Regions from separate parts of the Homo sapiens genome. Here region 1 is linked to region 2. The links are chromatin contacts, found by Hi-C or POLR2A ChIA-PET in ENCODE. All regions are on one chromosome and are shown on one strand. The core of a region is the stretch at or near the end of the contact, and the rest is flanking DNA. Distances in the headings are between cores, read along the strand shown. Region 1 holds the start of CDKL1 (cyclin dependent kinase like 1). Region 2 has its middle 12 kb from the start of ABHD12B.

Region 1 (3,169 bases), core at 140-2,639, 460 kb before region 2:
CTAAAAATTCACTTTAAAGAAAAAGTGGATCCCGGAGCAGTGGCTAGAACCTGTAATCCCAGCTACTCAGGAGGCTGAGGCAGAAGCATGGCTTGAGCCCAGGAGTTCCAGGCTGCTGTGAGCTATGATCACATGGCTGCACTCCAGCCTGGGAGACAGAGTGAAACCCTGTCTCGAAAAAGAAAAAAAAGGAAAAGTGAATCAATTACCTTGAGCATTCGGATTTCCCGAAGGGCAATTTTCTTTATGACAGGGTCATCTTCTGATTCCAGAAACTTCTTGATGGCCACAATCTGACCCGTGTCCCTGTTTCTACATTTGAAAACAACTCCATAGGATCCTTCTCCAATTTTCCCAATTTTTTCATACTTCTCCATCATAGAGGAATAAATCTTCTTAAAATGGATCTTCAGCCGAGAATGGTGGCTCACGCCTGTAATCCCAGCACTTTGGGAGGCTGAGGCGGGCAGATCACCTGAGGTCAGGAGTTCGAGACCAGTCTGGCCAACATACTGAAACTCCGTCTCTACTAAAGATACAAAAAATTAGCCGGGTGTGGTGATGGGCGCCCGTAGTCCCAGCAACTCAGGAGACTGAGGCAGGAGAATCGCGTGAACCTGGGAGGCGCAGGTTGCAGTGAGCCGAGATCGCGCCACTGCACTCCAGCCCGGGCGACAGAGCGAGATTCCGTCTCAAAAAAAAAAAAAAAAAAAAAAAAAAAAGAAAGAAAGAAAAGAAAAGAAAGGATCTTCACATAGTTTGAAAACGTCGCTTATAAAATATTGGCACCAACGGACTGCACTAGAGCCCCACCCAACGATGAGTGTTTGTCACGGTCCTAGAACAGAACAGCACATGTTAAGGAATGAAGAGTGTACCCGTGTCGGCAATGGCAACGCGATCAGGAGTAACAGCCTAGAGTTAGCTGCCTCCAGTAACCCGATTTTAATCGCCCGTTAAATACCCTGTAAGTTAAAATGTAACTTGCCATCCTAAAACGAGCCGAGCTGTAAGATAAGCTATCTTTTTAACGTTATCGTTCATCCGATCTAAGACACCTGAGCTGGCTGGAGTACGGGGAGGGCTAAGGGCTTCCCCGGTTCTAATTTCGGGTCTCATTTCCCTGCGGCAAGAAGACACCTCCCGGCTCCCCGCGGAGGCGGCGGCGAGGCTTGGCCGCAGGAGACCAACCCGCGCCCCGCGCCCCACGCCCCCGGGACTGGGAAAACCCTCCCGCGCCCGGACGTGCACCTCAGCCGCGCCGCGCAGCATGGAGCGGTGCCACGTGTTGGCCAGGGACGGCCCGCGCCTCCTTGCCCGCCCGGGACTCACGGCGCCGCGGCGGTCAGGGACGGGCCTGGCTCCCGCCTCGCCTTCTTCCGCCCAGCTCGGCTCGGCGTGGCTCGGCCCGCGATCCCTATGGGAACCGGCTCCCGCCCCGGGTCTGCCTGGGCGGGGCCGCCGCGCCCCAGCTTCCCACCCCCGGCCCGGCCCAGCCCGGCCGCCCTCCCGGCTGCAGGGAAAGGCCTCGGAGGGCCGCCCTCCGTCCATGGGAGCTGTCCTGACCGCGGGCCGAGTCCTGCTGCCGGGAGAGCAGACCTGCTAGATTTGCAAACTTCCGCAGGCCGTGCAAAGCGCAGCTGTAACCGCGTCTGCGGAGCAAGACGCCTGCGCTAGGAGCCCCTCCTGAGCGGTCCACATTTCCCTGCAACAGCAGTCCCCACACCTCAGAACCGCGGTTATTCCCTTTGGTCCCTTGGAGGCATCTTCTGTGTCTGTGCTGATCAGTGCTGCGGCGTCAGTGAATGAATGAGAGGGAGAAAGGAAAGAAGAGGAAGGCGTGACTGCAGAAATTGCTTAAAGTCAGCACTTTCCTCTACAGTAGGGAAGGTTCCACGGCAGTCTTCTGCTGTGGGACTTTTCTGGTGTGGGAGGTGGAAGCTTACAGAGTCTGCCTTAATTGTTTTTGGTTCCTTTCCCCCATCTTTCTCCCAACGGACTCCTACTGCTCAAATCTGAGCACACTGGCGGGAAGCGGATGGACCTGGGGAAATTATGAAATCATGTCAGTTGCCACTGGGCAGAGTGCCTCACACTTTATCATCCGTCCCGTTCCCAGTGCCAGCATCAATGCGGGTACTTGTCCTGGAAGCAGTACCCGAGGAGAGAAAATTAACACAGTGTCTATGAAACAGGGGCCAATCCCGTGTCAAGCAGCATGCTACTAAATGTAAACCCAGGAAGGGTTCAGAAAGGAGCCTGGAGCTGAGGAGAGAGGGCTGGTGGCTGCCCTGGAAACCCAGTACAAGGATGGCCTAGAGGTGGTCTGTGAACAGAAATTGTTTGCAAATGGCAACCATTGATCTGTTTTCTGTCTCTATAGTTTTGCCTTTTCCAGAATGTCATGAAAATGGAATCAGACCGTATGTAGCCTTTTGAGGATAGAGGATCTCCCCCACCACCCCAACTCCAGTGAGCTTTCAGATGAGATTGTAGCCCCAGATGACAATGTAAGTTCAATCTTGTGAGAGACCTTGAGCCAGGGGCACCCAGCTAAGCCATACTTGGGTTCCTGACCTCTAGAAACTGAAATATGTTTGCTATTATGTTTTGGGGTAATTTGTTATGCAACCATATGTATCTAACACAGAAGCCTTTTATTAATAGGAGGTTGAGAAAGTTCACTTTCATTCCTAGTTTGCTTAGTGTTTTTGTTTGCTTTTTAAAATTATGAATGGATGTTGAATTTTATCAAATGCATTTCTTCATCTAGAGGTGATCATTTCCTTTTCCTTTCTTTTCTTTTTTTTTTTTAATTGAGAGGGAGTCTCGCTCTGTCACCCAGGCTGGAGTGCAGTAGTGTTATCACTGCTCACTGTACCCTTGAACTCCTGGGCCTAAGCAATCCTCCCACTTCTGCCAGGCCTGAGTAGCTAGAATTATAGGTGTGCACCACCTAATTGTTTTTATGTAGTCTGTTGATACGGTGAATTATATTGATTTTTAGATGTTGAACCAACCTTTTGTTCCTGGGATAAACCCAACTTATTTATGATTTTATCATTTTAATGTATTGCTGGATTTGATTAGTAATATTTTATTGGAAATTTTTACATTCATGTTTTGAGAGATATTGATGTATAGTTTTCTTGTAATATCTGCTAATTTT
Region 2 (3,239 bases), core at 13-2,512:
GCTTGCACCTGTAGTCCCAGCTACTGGGGAGGCCAAGGTGGAAGGATCAGTTGAGCCCAGGAATTCTAAGTGACAAAGAGCTATGACTGCACCACTGCACTTCAGCCTGGGCAACAGAGTGAGACCCCCATCTTTAAAAAAATAAAAGTTGCACAATTAAAGAAATAAATACAATAAATTCATTTCTTGGGAAAAGATTAAACAATACAAAAGTGTGGAAAATAAAAAGCAAAACTGTATAAATAAAAAGCCTTATTTCCCTGATCCTAGTCCCCAGAGATAGTCCCTGTCTCAGTGTGGATTTTAAATACGCATATGGAGGGTCAAAGTTACAAATCCAATATGGCATCGGAAATGTAAAATTATGCCTAGACTTGTCTAGAGAGTCGAGCTGGATGGAAATGCTACAATAAATGCACATTTCTTTTGTAGTGGAAGAAATAAGCTATCTAGAATACAATACATACAAGGAACTCTTTTGATCAGGGAGGGCCTGAGGTTCAGGAGTGGCTGTGCAGTTTGACTCCTGGCTCTGAGCTTTCTCACTGGCTACTCAACAGGTCACTGCCAGGTAGTGTCCCACACCCAGACAGAGGGGTAACCAACCACCCAGTGCAATGAGGCTGCCCATCCTGGGGGAGCTGGATTGTTTGGTTTTAAAATGCCTGGGCTGGAAGTGCATGCTGGGATGGGGGGAAGCAAGCTGACCCGGGGCTGAGCAGGAAGGGCCCAGGAGCCTGCCTGGGAGCTCACCCCTCCCCAACCCTTCTCTTTAAAGCCACCATCATTCTTCCAACTTGTCAAGCCACACCAAGGCCAAGGGAAGCACAGCACCGGTAGGCTAGGGCTTTGGAAAGCAGAGGCAACAGCTGTGCGAGGGGAAAGCTCCGGGCAGGAGGCAGCCCTGGCTGAGTCTAAAAATAAAACCCGGCCTGACAGCCTGACAAAGGGGCTCTTGTCAGGCGCAGCAAGAGGGGCTGTCCTGGCCGCCCTTGTGAGGCTGTTCTGGGGCCATGTGGGGAATCCCTCCCTTTCTGCCTTTGGGGTGTCATTCTCCAACGGCCTCTTCAGGTGGACCAGGCTGTCCTCAGTAAACAAGCCGCCTCAGCTGGGGGTTTAAAGATGGATCGGCCGCGCCACTGCACTCCAGCCTGGGCGACATAGCGAGTATCCGTCTCAAAAAAAAAAAAAAAAAAAAAAAAAAAAAAGATGGATCGGCTGTGGTACCTTTGTGTACAGACTCTCCTGTCTGCAGTGAAAGTGAAACCGGGTACACGCCCATCTTGCTCTTCAGAGATGGGCGATCTGCCTGTGCCATACTAGAACAGCAGCTCCAGATAGGCAGGGATGAAACACATCCGTCTTTGGGAAGGAAGAAGGAGTGCCGCTGTGTTTCCCCATTTTATAAAAAGGAGCCCTTGGAACCGATTTGCTCTCAAGATGTTGTCAGCTCCAGGCCAAAGTGGGCTCCCCACAAAGGCAGTCCTTTTACTCTCTGCACCGCACAGAGCTCGTTTTCTGAGCCTGTGGGGTGGGAATATCCCGCCTGTGCTCCCCGGGTTTCAACTCGGCTGGTCAGGAGGAAGTTTCTCAGCTTTAAAATGATCAAATTCCTCAACGGATTGAAAAAAAAATGTCAATAGAAAAAGCAAAAACATCAGGGAAATTAGAAAATTAAGCACTAATGAGGAGCAGGAAACATCTGCTAGAAGGAATTCCTCTAGTATTTAATTTTAAAGGTTTTAAAAATGTGTATCTTTTTGGTGTAAATAATTTTAAAACAGAGCTAGCCGGCATCTCAATCTCTAGATTCAAACTTTCTGGCTCCAAGGTGTCACCATTGTTTGTGCTGCTCATCAGCTCACTGCTGCCCCCGCGTGTCTGATCTAAAAATCACAACACAGAGCTTGTTATCAATTTTATGCTTTGCAAATAAATGGAGAAAAGTCCCACCCACCCCCGCCCCCAACCTATTAGCTCCCATGACAACAAACGGTATAGAATGAAAGCAATGTTTTAGCTTGTTAGTGACAGCTGCATAACCCAGGTGAATTTTCAACAAGTCTTTCATTCGAGAAGATATCATTAGATTACTTTTTTTTTTTTTTTTTGCAATTCATTGAGCCTTTGCTGAAAGGATAAATTTAATTCTTAGAGGGAGTGGTTATGGTTATATTAGTGATGTAAGTCTTACTAATGATATCCTCTTCCTGAGAAACTACATGAGTTACTTATTGACCTGCATTAGAGTTTATTTTATAACATTACATAAAAACCCTACATTTAAGATGATTGAAAGTTTGCTTTCAATCACAAAGAGTCTGTGATGTGAGAGAATTTCTGACATAAGGCTCAAACATTAACCAAAGGGCAGCTTCTTTGTGTTCACCTGGTACCTTTGTCTGTAGTGAGCAGATTGGATCACTGTTTTGATGTGAAACTAGTCTGCCTCTGTGATTTCTACTGAGGACCAATTTTTCCTATTTCTTGCTCATCTATGTAGTTTATCTGAGCCACTTTTTGCTTTATAAAAACTGGGACCACACAGAATATCATGCTGCTCTAGAGGCAATTTGGAAAGTGCCTTCCATCCTGAATAGATCAGGGGGACTGCTTCTTTATGCAGAAAGGACACAGTCCCCTCTTCAACATTACCTGTATGGAAGAAATGGCCACTTGTTCCCAATACTCACACCAGAATCTTCCTATATATACTTTAGTGAGACTTCCCAAAGTCATCCACTAAAACCTGAATGCCATTTATGGATCTTAATGATCTTTCACTGTTCAATCTAAAAACAGCTCTGGAAGAGAGGGCTGAGGCTTTACCTCCTACCAAAGCAATCAAACAAGTCTGGTTAAAGTCAGTGCCCACATAGGGCCTATGGGGGCAGATTCTTTTAGATCCAACCCCAGTGTACTCCCAAAGGAAAGCTGTGAAGGGCATGGTCTGAATGGGCAGCTGATATTACTGTAAGAAGAGCACTTGGTAGAATGTTCATCATGTCTTGGAATTTTTTCAGTCACCTGTGTGAGGTTCCTGTGAACTAGGTTAAGACCAGCTTTACCACTCTGCAAGGTAAGGCAGAGATTATGGGTCACAAAATGAGATACAAGTTCAGTATTTCTTGGCTATTGACATTGCTCTGACCAAGTCTTCCCTGTGTTTCTAGTAACATTCCAGGTTCAGCACATCTACAGACATTTAACCCTAAGAGGCAAGGTGCCTATCAATGTCT

Evidence for each region. Hi-C counts contacts between places; a loop is a spot of excess contacts on that map. ChIA-PET counts read pairs that join two places held with the same protein, here RNA polymerase II (POLR2A). Pooled maps may share reads with other maps.
Region 1: a loop to region 2 is called in a pooled map, with 4 times the contacts of the local background. The contact joins the promoter of CDKL1 here to the enhancer-like site in region 2. A Hi-C loop is called at or near these places in 6 of 50 pooled maps. POLR2A ChIA-PET finds 5 or more read pairs at or near these places in 3 of 52 experiments (BJ, GM12878 and activated CD4-positive, alpha-beta T cell).

The regions. Positions count from the first base shown.
Region 1 is chr14:50,395,492-50,398,660 of GRCh38, forward strand. It overlaps CDKL1 (cyclin dependent kinase like 1), which reads right to left and starts at 1,390. Exons shown (of 10, transcript NM_004196.7): 1 at 1,333-1,390; 2 at 210-838. The coding sequence starts at 377. RefSeq lists silencers at 1,094-1,543, 1,483-1,708 and an enhancer at 1,302-1,801.
Region 2 is chr14:50,858,814-50,862,052 of GRCh38, forward strand. No RefSeq gene overlaps it. Among named protein-coding and RNA genes, the nearest start is that of ABHD12B, 12 kb to the right of the region's middle. Within about 2 kb of position 1,263, at least 25 of the 41 ENCODE cell types and tissues checked have a DNase peak (open chromatin) inside an H3K27ac peak, as active enhancers do; they include GM12878, where a contact is called at or near this core.